2 separate regions of the Homo sapiens genome follow, and region 1 is linked to region 2. A link is a contact called in ENCODE Hi-C data. All regions are on one chromosome and are shown on one strand. The core of a region is the stretch at or near the end of the contact, and the rest is flanking DNA. Distances in the headings are between cores, read along the strand shown.

Region 1 (6,600 bases), core at 216-2,715, 1.2 Mb after region 2:
ATAGCTACAATCTATATTTGGATCATGTCTTTTATTAAACTCACCCATGCTGCCTTTTTTTAAACTTCTTTTTGGACAGCTACAAAATGGGCTTACCTACCCTACAGTCAGCAAACATAACCAAACCACAAGTATTAAAAGGTCTGGGAAAAAAAGGAGTCACAACTGCCAAGCAAAGAATACACTTCATTCATATCACACTCCTTGCCAAACAAAACAAACGTTCTTGGAAGTTGTGTAAAACCCATTTTGTTCAATCAAATCATATTTTAAATATATTGTGGGTCATTAAAGAAAACTGGAAACGTCGACAAATTAAAAAGGATTAGAGGTGCACGTTTTCTCTGGCTTACACGTGTGGATGTTTTGACAAGAGCCTTCCCTGACTCTACCCGTAGCTCAGTGTGTGCTTTAGAAACAAATCTCAGTTTATTCTCTGGCCCGGCCCTACCATTTCCGCACCATTTCCATGGTCATTTCACAGAGGAAGAAGGAAGCTGAGGCTTAAGTGAGGTGAAGTCACTGACCTAGGTTCTTAGTGGACAGTGACAGCTGGGCCTGAACACTGCACAAATTATTAATACCATGCATTCCACTAAGCTGCAGCCTGACCACTGTGGAGAGGCTCATGGAATTTAATGTGCCTTTTCTATCTTATTTTGACTCATCTTAAAATATTAAAAACAAATAAAAGTAGCCGTGCAATGATCAGAAAAGCTGTTCACATTTACTTATGTCGTTCTCTTGAACACTTAAAAATAATTAACTCAGAAACACAGGGTAGCATCCTACATGCGGCGGTGCTGGGCTTGGGCCTCTCCAAGCGGCCTATGACTTTCTGCAAACCAACCAGCGCCCTGGTTCTGTCCCCGCAAATCCAGCTGATTGTTCTGAGACTCTTTTCTGGGACGGAATTGAAAACTCCAGCGGTGCCGTTCCTGGCAGTCCCTTCCTCGGCCCGCCGAGGCCCAGGCCCAGGCCGCGCTCCTACCTTGTCCAGGACACAGATTTCCTCTCCCAGTCGCAAACCCTTGGGTCAGACTCTTGGACCACGTCAGACCGATCAAACCGGCTGATCAAACTTTACTTAGAACTTTCCCAAGTCGTCCCGGCCTGGATCGCGCTCTGCCTGCCGGGGACACCACAGCGGGCAGCGCCGGGACCCCAGGGGCGCGCGCCCCCCAGGCCCGGAGAACGGGCCCAGGGCCTGAGGGCGACGCCCCTTCCCGAACGGGCCCGCAAGGGCGGGGCGGCAGCCACCGGCGCAAAATTCCACTCAAGAACCTGGTGGGAGGGGCGGGGGAAGGAAATTCAGAAAAAAACGAGAACCTGGCACCACCACACGCAAGCTTTCCGCTCGGCCGCTGCCGCCAACGCCGCCGCCACCGCCGCCCCTGCCAAACGGTTTCAAATCCTTGCGGGCCGCTGGGTCGCCGCCGCCCAGCAGCCCGGGGGCGGGGACTTTCGCGCTCGCATTTCCCCGCCCCCTACTCCACCCCTCTAGCCTGCGGTGCGGTTGCCATGGCGACGTTCCCGGCGGCGGCGACCACCGGCGCCCCAGGCTGGGGGCGGAGACTTCCGCGCGGGCATTTCTCCACCCACAGGTGGCGGCGTGCGCGCGGCCCCGTTGCCATGGCGACGCTCCTGCTGGCCCAGCAACCGCCAGACTCGCACCCCAGCTTGTGGGCCCCTTGGCGGGTCCCCAGTCGAAGCTTCCGGGATAACCCGACCACAGTTTGAATGCTGCTGCCCTCCCGCATCCCGCGCAGAGTCGCTTATGATCACCTTAGGGGCCGTGGCGAAAAAATAAGGGCACAGAAAATGGGGCGGCTGGAGGATGTTCACAAAAGGGGTGATCCGTTATGTGGACAGACATCAGAGTTGAATGGGTCTCAAGTGAAAATTTCCTCACTCTCTGATATATCAAAACCCAAGTCAAATTCTTCAAAAGGTTCTTTTTAAAACCTATCTCACTGGAAGTAAACACCAACAGCTAGCTCTTCCTTGTCTCAAAGACAAATCATGCTAAGGAAAATAAAGGGTACAGAATGCTTTTAAGAATGTTTAGTTTTCAAAAGCATACTTGAACATGTTTATAACTAGGGAATGATATATAATCCAGATAATTAGTACTGAGAATCAAGGATGCAAAATCAAGCATGCAATTGCAGGAATTTAACCAGTCAGTTAATACATTCAAGATAGATAAACTGGCCGGGCGGGGTGGCTCACGTCTGTAATCCCAGTACTTTGGGAGGCCAAGGTGGGCGGATCAGGAGGTCAGGAGATCGAGACCATCCGGGCTAACACGGTGAAACCCTGTCTCTCCTAAAAATACAAAAAATTAGCCAGGCGTGGTGGCACACGGCTGTAATCCCAGTTACTCGGGAGGCTGAGGCAGGAGAATTGCTTGAACCCGGGAAGCAAAGGTTGCAGTGAGCCGAGATTGCGCTACTGCACTCTAGCCTGGGCGACAGAGCGAGACTCAAAAAAAAAAAAAAAGATAAACTACCCTACTCCAGCCTCAGGAGGAGGAGGACATTGGTCAAAGGAAACAAAATTTAAGTTAGATTGGAGGAATAAGTCTAAGCGATCTATTTTACAACGTGGTGACCATAGTAAATGATAATGTATTGTGTTCTTGAAAATTGCTAAAAGAGTACATCTTAAGTGTTCTCATCACAAAATTAATAAGTATGTGAAGCAACGCTTATGTTAATTAGCTTGACTTAGTCATTTCACAATGTTGTGCATAATAAATATATGCAATTTTTAGAATCATAAACTGCATTGCTGAAAGAATATGAAATGAATTTGACAAATGGTGTCTAAATAAACATGAAAAGAAAAATAGAAGATAAATAAATAGAAGATAAATCAAAGAAAAAATGTAACAAGCTCAAGCTCATCTCAGAGGAAATAACTATAGCAGAAAAATATAACTGAAAATGAAAAATGTCTTTAAATATTTCCTCTACTTAGGTGAAAATAAGATGAGTAGATCTCCCTTCCCGCTTTTAAGAACAAGCTGATTGTCATTTTTTTCATTTATATATATCATTTTCATTTATATATTTTTCATTCATATATACACACACATGCAAATAAAAATATTAAGATATGCATAGAGAGTTTTATTATTTATGTTATATGTATATAACATGAAAGGGATACCAGCTTGAGCCTGAGCTGTGTTCACCTTAGAACTCAAGCCTACATGTCATGTTTAGACGACTGGTAGGCAAGTTTCACTTGGAAACTCCTTACCTGAGAACCAAGGAACCTCCTAGAAATTAAGTCATCCTGGCTGAGCATGGTGGCTCATGCCTGTAATCCCAGCACTTCGGGAGGCTGAGGCAGGTGGATCATGAGGTCAGGAGTTCAAGACCAGCCTGGCCAATATGGTGAAACCCCGTCTCTACTAAAAATACAAAAATTAGCAGGTGTGGTGGCAGACGCCTGTGATCCCAGCTACTCAGGAGGCTGAGGCAGGAGAACCGCTTGAACCCAGGAGGTGGAGGTTGCAGTGAGCCAAGATCACGCCACTGCACTCTAGCCTGGGTAACAGAGTGAGACTCTATCTCGAAAAAAAAAAGAAAAAGTAAGTCATCCTAAAGAGATCTGGTTCAATGGCAATATGCAAAATTGAAGGGGAAAGTGATGATGCATGAAGCAAAGTGTTGGCCGTGAGTTGCCCTTCATGTAGCATCTTCCTCTTTGTATAAGAGAGTGATTCCTAATCTTACAGTGTAAAGAACTTCCTTTGAGAATTTTCTTTTTTCTTTTTTTAGAGGCAGAGCCTGGCTCTGTCACCTAGGCTGGAGTGCAGTGGCATGATCATAGCTCACTACAGCCTCCAACTCCTGAGCTCAAGCAATCCTCCCACCTCAGCCTCCCAAGTAGCTCAGTCAGAGACAGAGCACTATGATAGGGTAGTTCCATCATACACAGAGCACCCATGTGACTCACCCTGGGGACCTCTACAAATATTTGGGAAGAAATTGCTGAACTCAGAGCCTATTCAGGAACCTCAAGGATGAAGCCAGGTAAATATTCTCTTGTCGGCCAGGCGTGGTGGCTCACGCCTGTAATCCCAGCACTTTGGGAGGCCGAGGCAGGCGGATCACGAGGTCAGGAGATCGAGACCCGCCTGGCTAACACGGTGAAACCCCATCTCTACTAAAAATACAAAAAAGAAAATTAGCAGGCGTGGTGGTGGGCGCCTGTAGTCCCAGCTACTTGGGAGGCTGAGGCAGGAGAATGGCATGAACCCGGGAGGCAGAGCTTGCAGTGAGTCAAGATCGTGCCACTGCACTCCAGCCTGGGCGACATAGCGAGACTCTGTCTCAAAAAAAAAAATATATATATATATATATATATATTCTCTTGTCACTGTTGTAGTGTAGCTCCAGGCTTATGTGGCCTAAAAAATGCAGTGTCTTATAAATGTTTTATGGCCAAACACCTATGGTAATCAATGAATTTTCCTTCTACGTCTAGTTACTGCATAAAGATAATAATCTTCCAACTCAATGTACATTTATTGAACATCAGGTATATGCAGGCATATTAAGGGAATGTTTCCTCCACTGGAAATGCTATGACACTTTGCTCTTCACCTTAGCTTAAATATCAGTACCTCAGAGAGGCCTTCACTGATTCTCAAACCAGCCCTTATTTCCTTTCAAATCCCCTGGTTCTCTTTTCTTCATTGCATTTATCAAAATTTGTCATCAAATATTAATTAGTGGAATCTATTTATTTATTTATTTATTTATTTGAGACGGAGTCTCGCTCTGTCGTCCAGACTGGAGTGCAGTGGTGTGATCTCAGCTCACTGCAACTTCCACCTCCCGGGTTCAAACAATTCTACTGCTTCAGCCTTCAGAGTAGCTGGGATTACAGGCGCGTGCCACCACACCCAGCTAATTTTTTATATTTTTGGTAGAGATGGGGTTTCACCATGTTGGCCAGGCTGATCTTGAACTCCTGACCTCAAGTGATCCACCCACCTCTGCCTCCTAAAGTGTTGGGATTACAGGTGTGAGCCACTGCACCCAACCCAGGTGTAATCTTTTAAAAATGCCTATAGTTTCCAAAAGAATGAAGACGATACCTGTTAGGTTCACCATTGCACAGACAGCACCTTGCAGGGTACCTACCATATAGAAACAATCCATAAATGTTCACTGAATCACCAAATGAATGAACATTAATTTTCGTGCTTTTCTCTGCACATGTGGTAGAATATGACCACCCTATGCATAAAGCTTCCAGTCTAGAAACCCGGAAGACTAACTTTTCTGAATATAAATCTCTTGCTACGGAGAGTGAAACTGAGTGATCTAATTTGAATCAGGTAAGCACAATTAGTCCAATGAGATATGGCCAGGAGATAGGGCATCCTATTGTATAAACATGACTTTCTTAGCTCATCTTTGCACTTTGGGGAGAGGGTTTGGGGTTATTTTCTCAGAGGACTGAACTGATGGGTAAACCCAAATGGTTCTAACTACAACAAAGATTCTGGACTTATGAGAAAAAAGATAAGTCTCTACCCTCCAAAAATTTATGAGATAGTAGGAGGTAATAAGACAAATACCAAATAACCACATTTCAACTCAGATTATGTCACCTGGCTTAAAAGGTATATAAATAATGCAGCTGGGCGCGATGGCTCACGCCTATAATCCCAGCACTTTGGGAGGCCGAGGTGGGCGGATCACAAGCTCAGGAGTTCGAGACCAGACTGACCAACATGGTGAAACCCCCATCTCTACTAAAAATACAAAAATTAGCCAGGCTTGGTGGTGGGCACCTGTAATCCCAGCTACTCAGGAAGCTGAGGCAGGAGAATTGCTTGAACCCAGGAGGCAGACATTGCAGTGAGCCAAGATCGCACCACCGCACTGCAGCCTGGGTGACAGAGTGAGACTCTGTCTCAAAAAAAAAAAAAAAAGATATAAATCACGTTTTGGGATAGAGAGGAAATAAAGAAAACACCGTGCTGTGCTTATAAAGTCAGCATAGGAAAATATATACAGAACCTTGTTTTATCTTTGATAAAAAGAGAGTGACATTGAAACACTATTTCTATTGAAAATATTGTTTCCTAACAGCTACAAATGACTTAAATGAAAGTAGGTTTGTTTCAAAAACAAATGACATCTTATCTCAATTTTTAAAAATCAAATGGTGACATTGTTGATAATGGTAGTACAAAGAGGACCCTAAAAATAATTGTTTTTATTTTCTGTGTGGGAAGATAACTGTGCTATACTTCCCATGTTGAAAGGGATCTGCTTATTTTCAAAATATAAACTTAAGAATTAGTCTAGATGACATTGAACAATGTGAATTCAATTATTCTCTACAGAAAAAATCAATAGGAAAATGTGAGCTTTTATTAATTAGAAAGATAATTATTCGTCTGTAATTTGAACTAATCTGTATCTTGAAGGATTAAATCTGATGATCTGTATAGATATGTATGTGTGTATATATATATATATATATATTTTTTTTTTTTTTTTTTTGAGACAGAGTTTTGCTCTTGTTGCCCAGGCTGGAGTGCAATGGCGTGCTTACTGCAAACTCCGC
Region 2 (6,356 bases), core at 2,449-4,948:
CGTGGGACCTGTGCCAGTTACTTGACCTCTTTTTCATTTCTTCACTAGTTTGTAAAACGGACACAATTACAGCACATCTTTTATTGTTATTATTTGACACGAAGTCTCACTCTGTCACCCATGCTGGAGTGCAGTGGCGTGATCTTGGCTCACTGCAACCTCTGCCTCCTGGGTTCAAGCGATTCTCGTGCCTCAGTCTCCCGAGTAGCTGGGATTACAGGCACGCACCACCACGCCCGGCTAATTTTTGTATTTTTAGTAGAGACGGGGTTTCACCATGCTGGCCAGGCTGGTCTCAAACTCCTGACCTCAGGTGATCCATCTATCTCGGCCTCCGAAAGTGCAGGGATTACAGGCATGAGCCACCGCGCCCCGCCTACAGCACATCTTAGCAGAATTTTAGGGATCAAATGAGTTCCTTTGGATACTGTGCCTGTTTTTGACTGAACGGCTGTCTTCTGACATCCTGAGTGGCTTCTTTAGCTTAGTTGTCACCTCTTCTATAGCCTCATCCTGCCTCATGACAAAACTTCTCTTCTGCCTGTTCATTGCCTTGTGTGTACGTAATAATACTGCAGTTGTCCTTGTCACAATGATTGGAACCTATTTCTTACATGTCACCCTTACTCAACTGCGAGATGCTTGAGGGTAAAGACTCTCATACGGGGTGTCTGAAGCATAAAAGGTATTCACTAGATTTTCAGTCAGTTTTTTTTTTTTTTTTTTTTTTTTTTGTTGTTGTTGTTGTTGTTTTGAGACGGAATCTCACTCTGTCGCCCAGGCTGGAGTGCAGTTGCGTATCTGAGCTCACTGCAAGCTCCGCCTCCTGGGTTCAGGCCATTTTTCTGCCTCAGCCTCCCGAGTAGCTGGGACTACCAGTGCCCGCCTCCACGCCCAGCTAATTTTTTTTTTTTTGTATTTTTAGTAGAGGCGGGGTTTCACCGTGTTAGCCAGGATGGTCTCGATCTCCTGACAGTTTTTTGGTATTCATTAAAAAGAACTTCATTTTGCATTTAAACTGTTTAAATTTCTGAATCGTGAACTTTGTACTTGCTCAAAAATTTTAGGATAGCATGTTTCTGCATGGTCTAATATTTATTTTTTTAAAAAAACTTACCAGGCGTGGTGTCTCATGCCTATGATCCCAGCACTTTGGGAAGCTAAGACAGGAGGATCACTTGAGCCTAGGAGTTCCAGACCAGCCTGGTCAACATAGGGGGAGACCCCATCTCTAGAAAAAAAGCCAGGTGTAGTGACACATGCCTGTAGTCTCAGCTACTTGGGAGGCTGAAGTGGGAGGATGGATTGAGCCTGGGAGGTCGAGGCTGCAGTGAACCATGATTCACAGCACTTTAGCCTGGGCAACAGAGTGAGACCCTGTTCAAAAAAGTAAATAAATAAACACCTTAGTGCTTCAGGGGGGTTAGTTTTTTTTTTTTTTTTTCATTAGAAGGAAAAGACACTTTCTCTTACTAAGGTATTTTTGCCTGTTAACTAATATGCAGTTGCAAAATGAACCATAGGCTGTTTGCATTTCAAAGAACACTACAAGTTCTGATATTTAGAAATGAGTGTATATGCCAGTGGCCCAAGGTTGGAAAAGAAAGTTGGTAACAACATTAGAAGGTGGCAGAAATCAGGAAAGAAATGTAACATATACGGCAGATGAAGGGTTTAAAAATAGCTTTTACATATCAACACGGAAAAACACCATGACATAAAAATGAGCAAAAAATATGAACCATATAATCCGAATGGTTCATTAACATCCATGTGTTCAACTTTATTGAACACATGAATGAACTCAAAGGAAAACCACTCTAATAATGTTTTCTTACCTGCTAATTTGGCCAAAGTGTTTATTTTGAAATAATTTCAAGCTAACAGAAAAGTGGCAAAAATAGTATAAAGAATCCCTGCATTCTCTTCACCCAGATTCCCCAGTACTTAACATTTTACCTCATTTCTTTATCATTCTCTTTCTTTCTGTGTCTTTATCTCTGTCTCTCTCTATATGTAAATGTACATTGTTTCCCTGAACTGTTTGAGAGTAAATTGCAGGCCGGGGGCGGGTGCAGTGGCTCACGCCTGTAATCCCAGCACTCTGGGAAGCTGAGGTGGGTTGATCACTTGAGGTCAGGAGTTTGAGACCAGCCAGGCCAAAATGGTGAAACCCAATCTCTACTAAAAATACAAAAATTAGCAGGGTGTGGCGTTACATGCCTGTAATCCCAACTACTTGGGAGGCTGAGGCAGGAGAATCGCTTGAACCCAGGAGGCGGAGGTTGCAGTGAGCTGAGATCACGTTATTGCACTCCAGCCTGGGCAACAGAGCAAGACTGTCTCCAAAAAAAAGTAAGTTGCAGACATGATGCCCTGGACTCCTAAATACCTCATAGTATATTCCCAAAAATCAAGCACATTTTCGTAAGTAGCCACAGTACAACTAAAACATGAGTCCATACTGACATTTCCAATTCCAGTCCAGCCTGACACCACAGAGTTCATTCATTCTAGCCTTCCATTTTTCCATATGTATGATGTCCTTCATCAGTAGAGAGAAACCTGGCTCCTGTTATTCACAATTTATTTATTTATTTGCTCTGTACTAGAATATGTACTAAAAATAATTTCAGAATTCCTAATCCATAGCACTGCAGGAAAACAATTCTACCAATTAGTATGTATTTAAGGTTCTTTATAGCCAGAGGATATATATTAAAATAACTGTGTTCAAGTTACCTACCTAGGTTAGTTCCCCCTCCCAATTCTGCCCTTCAGTGTAGTATTGTTATTAACATGAAATATAGTTAGGTTCATTTATTTTTGTTTGCATTCCATTTTATGAATTTCCCCCCAACCTTGATCTTTTTTTGATTGTGTGATACATTAACATGGTTACTAAAAAGTTGTATTTGATGATAATGTCCAATGATGGTAGACTGTCCTGGCGGAGTGTATAAACAGGTCGAATCTTTCTGGTGAACAACCTGACATGGAGTATTAATAGCTTTTAAAATGTTCATACCTATTGACCCAATAAGAGATCTCACAGACTTATGGTTAAGGATAGTCAACAAAATATTATTTATAATTATGAAAATTAGAAACAATCAAAATATCCAGCTATTGGAGACTGGAAAAGCATAAATTATTAATCATAGACCATAAATTACATGTACATTCATATGTTAGAATACTAAGCATCTATTTAAAATCATTTCTCAGCTGGGCACAGTGGCTCATGCCTGTAATCCCAGCACTTTGGGAGGCCAAAACAGGCTGATCACCTGAGGTCAGGAGTTCAAGACCAGCCTGGCTAACATGGCGAAACCCGGTCTCTACTAAAAATACAACAATTAGCCAGGTGTGGTGGCACATGCTTGTAGTTCCAGCTACTCAGGCGGCTGAAGCAGGAGAATCGCTTGAACCTGGCAGAAAGAGGTTGCAGTGAGCCATGGTCACACCACTGCACTCCGGCCTGAGCGACAGAGCGAGACTATCTCAAGAAAAAAAAAAATCATTTCTCAAAGACAGTAGTGACCTAGAGAAATGCTAAGGGGAAATAAAGTGTGACACAGAAATGTTTACACGTTGTAATTTTTTTTTTTTTTTTTTTGGGACGGGGCCTTACTCTGTCACCCAGGCTGGAGTACAGTAGTGTGATTACAGCTCACTGCAGCCTGGACGTCTCAGGATCAGGTGATTCTCCCACCTCAGCCTCCCAAGTAGCTGGGATTATAGGTATGCACCATTACACTTGGCTAATGTTTTGTGTTTTTTGTAGAGAAGGGGTTTCACCATGTTGCCTAGGCTTGTTTTGGTTTTGAACTTCTGGGCTCAAGCCATCTGCATGCCTCCACCTTCCAAAGTGCTGGGATTACAGGCATGAGCCATCTTGCCTGGCCTATATGTTGTAATCTTATTTTTGTTTTAAAAAGATGTGCTTGGCCGGGCATGGTGGCTCATGACTGTAACTCCAGAACTTTGGGAAGCTGAGGCAGGCAGATCATCTGAGGTCAGGGGTTCCAGACCTGCCTGGCCAACAAGGCGAAACCCCATCTCTACTAAAAAATACAAAAATTAGCTGGGCATGGTAGCACACGCCTGAAATCCCAGCTACTCGGGAGGCTGAGCCATGAGAATCACTTGAACCAGGGTGGCGGAGGTTGCAGTGAGCCAAGATCGTGCCACTGTACTCACTCTGTGTCCAAAAAAAAAAAAAAAAGAAAGTGCTGATAAGTAATAATCTATGAATAATGAGATATTTGGTGGTTTTGATTTCTCTCTCTCCTGCTTTACTTGTTAATTTGCCTTTTCCAAACTTTCTACAATAAGTATTATTACTTTTACAGTCAGAAAGCAATTTAACAAGTCAGTAGTGTATTAATATTTAGGCATTCCTAAATATACAAATGACCCTTGGGCATAACAGCTTCTCCATGTTTTCTAGGTGGTTCTCTGCCTCTGTCTTTCTGCCTAGGCTTTCAGCTGCTCCTCAATCTATTTTTCTATGGTCTCTGAATTTTACTTACACCAACATACCACTAACTAGAGATTCATTTAGATTAACAACCAAGCCATCCTTTGTCTTCCTAATTTGTTGACTTTATTTTAAAATTACTTTATGGACCGGGTGCAGTGGCTCACGCCTGTAATCTCAGCACTTTGGGAAGCCAAGGCAAGCGGATCACTTAGGTCAGGAGTTCGAGACCAGCCTGGCCAATGTGGCAAAACCCCGTCTCTGCTAAAAAAAAAAAAAAAAAAAAACCACACAGAAGATTAGCCAAGTGTGCCAAGTGTGGTGGCACACACCTGTAGTCCCAGCTACTTGGGAGGCTGAGGCAGGAGAATCGCTTGAACCTGGGAGGCAGAGGTTGCAGTGACCTGAGATCACACCACTGCATTTCAGCTTGGATAATAGAGCAACACTTGGTCTCAAAAAATAAATAAATAATAAAATTACTATATATATGAAAATATTCCAAATATACATTTTTAAAAGCTAAGAAGTACTAAAAGCATTGTAATGAAAAGTAATAGTCCCCACCCCATAGGCCAACTTCCTAGAGGCTACTGTTCTCAACTCCTTGGCTGTTTTTTCTGGTATTTATCTCCATGTTTCTCAACAATGTGTGTATAGTGAGATTTCTTGATCTTTTGATTTTAGGTAGCATCTGTTAATTTATTGCCATGAGAGATGAGGACTTAACTCTCATACATCATACTTTCTACCTCTCATTCCTCTGGTGATTATATCACACATTTTGGTTGAATCTGGTGGTCAGTGTTTACATTATGATGATTATGCAAACATTGTGTACTACAGAGCCAAGTAGTGTACTATGACCATGCTTTCTTTCTTGTAGAACCTCTTTATTTTTGCCTAGAGTTAATCATCACTTGATTTCTATTATTTATTTTCTTTTAAAAAACTATATAACATGCATGTGCCTTATTTTTTATGATTCTCTGATTCTTTACTTTGTTTTTTAATGCTTCTCTACATGGCCCGTTTACACTAGTTACATTTTTTTTCTGGGTACCCTCATCTCCACATTCCTATCTATACTGGTCATCCATGGGCCTACTGCATAGCTGTTCCTAGGACTGCAACTACACTTTGCTCTGTTGGATCCCCTGTTTCTTAAATTACTAAATTCTGTCTTCCTCTTTCCTGGCCTACTCCTTTGGTTTCAGTAGCACATCCCCAGAACCTTCTGGAATAAAGGTACATAGAGATAAATATTTTGAGAACTTTGACATCTGAAAATGTTTTTATCCTGCCCTCATACTTGATTGAGAATTTATTGAGTTGGTGTGGAATTCTAGATTGCAAATCATTTCCCCTCAGAATTATAAACAGTTTGCTCCAGTTTCTTCTGACTTCCAATGTTGCTACTGAGATGTTCAATGCCATTTTGATTCCTAGTTCTTTGTATGTTATCTGTTATTTTTAGGAAGATTATAGGGTCTCCTTTTTATCCTTAGCGTTCTGAAGGGTTATAAAGATGTGCCTTAGCCTGAACCTTTCTTCTCATTCATTTTGTGGCTCACTTAGCAGGCCCTTTGATACTGAGACTCTTATCCTTTCATTCTGAGAAATTTTCTGGTATTATTTTTTTGATAATTTCCTTCCCTCCATTCTTGCTGGATGTTGGACTTTCAGAATAGATCCTCAAATTTTCTTATCTCTCACATTTTTTCCATCTTTTTGTACTACATTCTGAAGTTTTTATCAATTATTTTTTTTCTTTTTCTTTTCTTTTCTTTTTTTTTTGAGACAGAGTTTCGCTCTGTTGCCCAGGCTGGAGTGCAGTGGTGCGATCTCAACTCACTGCAACCTCCACCTCTTG

What was found. A loop is a pair of places that touch in the nucleus more often than their neighbours do. Pooled maps may share reads with other maps.
Region 1: a map of CD8-positive, alpha-beta T cell shows a loop between it and region 2 (8-fold over the local background). The contact joins the promoter of CEP112 here to the enhancer-like site in region 2. A Hi-C loop is called at or near these places in 1 of 168 maps with a recorded cell type or tissue (CD8-positive, alpha-beta T cell), 1 of 37 single-sample maps with no recorded cell type and 5 of 50 pooled maps.

Annotation. Positions count from the first base shown.
Region 1 is chr17:66,190,668-66,197,267 of GRCh38, forward strand. It overlaps CEP112 (centrosomal protein 112), which reads right to left and starts at 1,466. Exons shown (of 27, transcript NM_001199165.4): 1 at 1,330-1,466.
Region 2 is chr17:64,977,038-64,983,393 of GRCh38, forward strand. No RefSeq gene overlaps it. Among named protein-coding and RNA genes, the nearest start is that of LRRC37A3, 61 kb to the left of the region's middle. Within about 2 kb of position 3,699, at least 2 of the 41 ENCODE cell types and tissues checked have a DNase peak (open chromatin) inside an H3K27ac peak, as active enhancers do.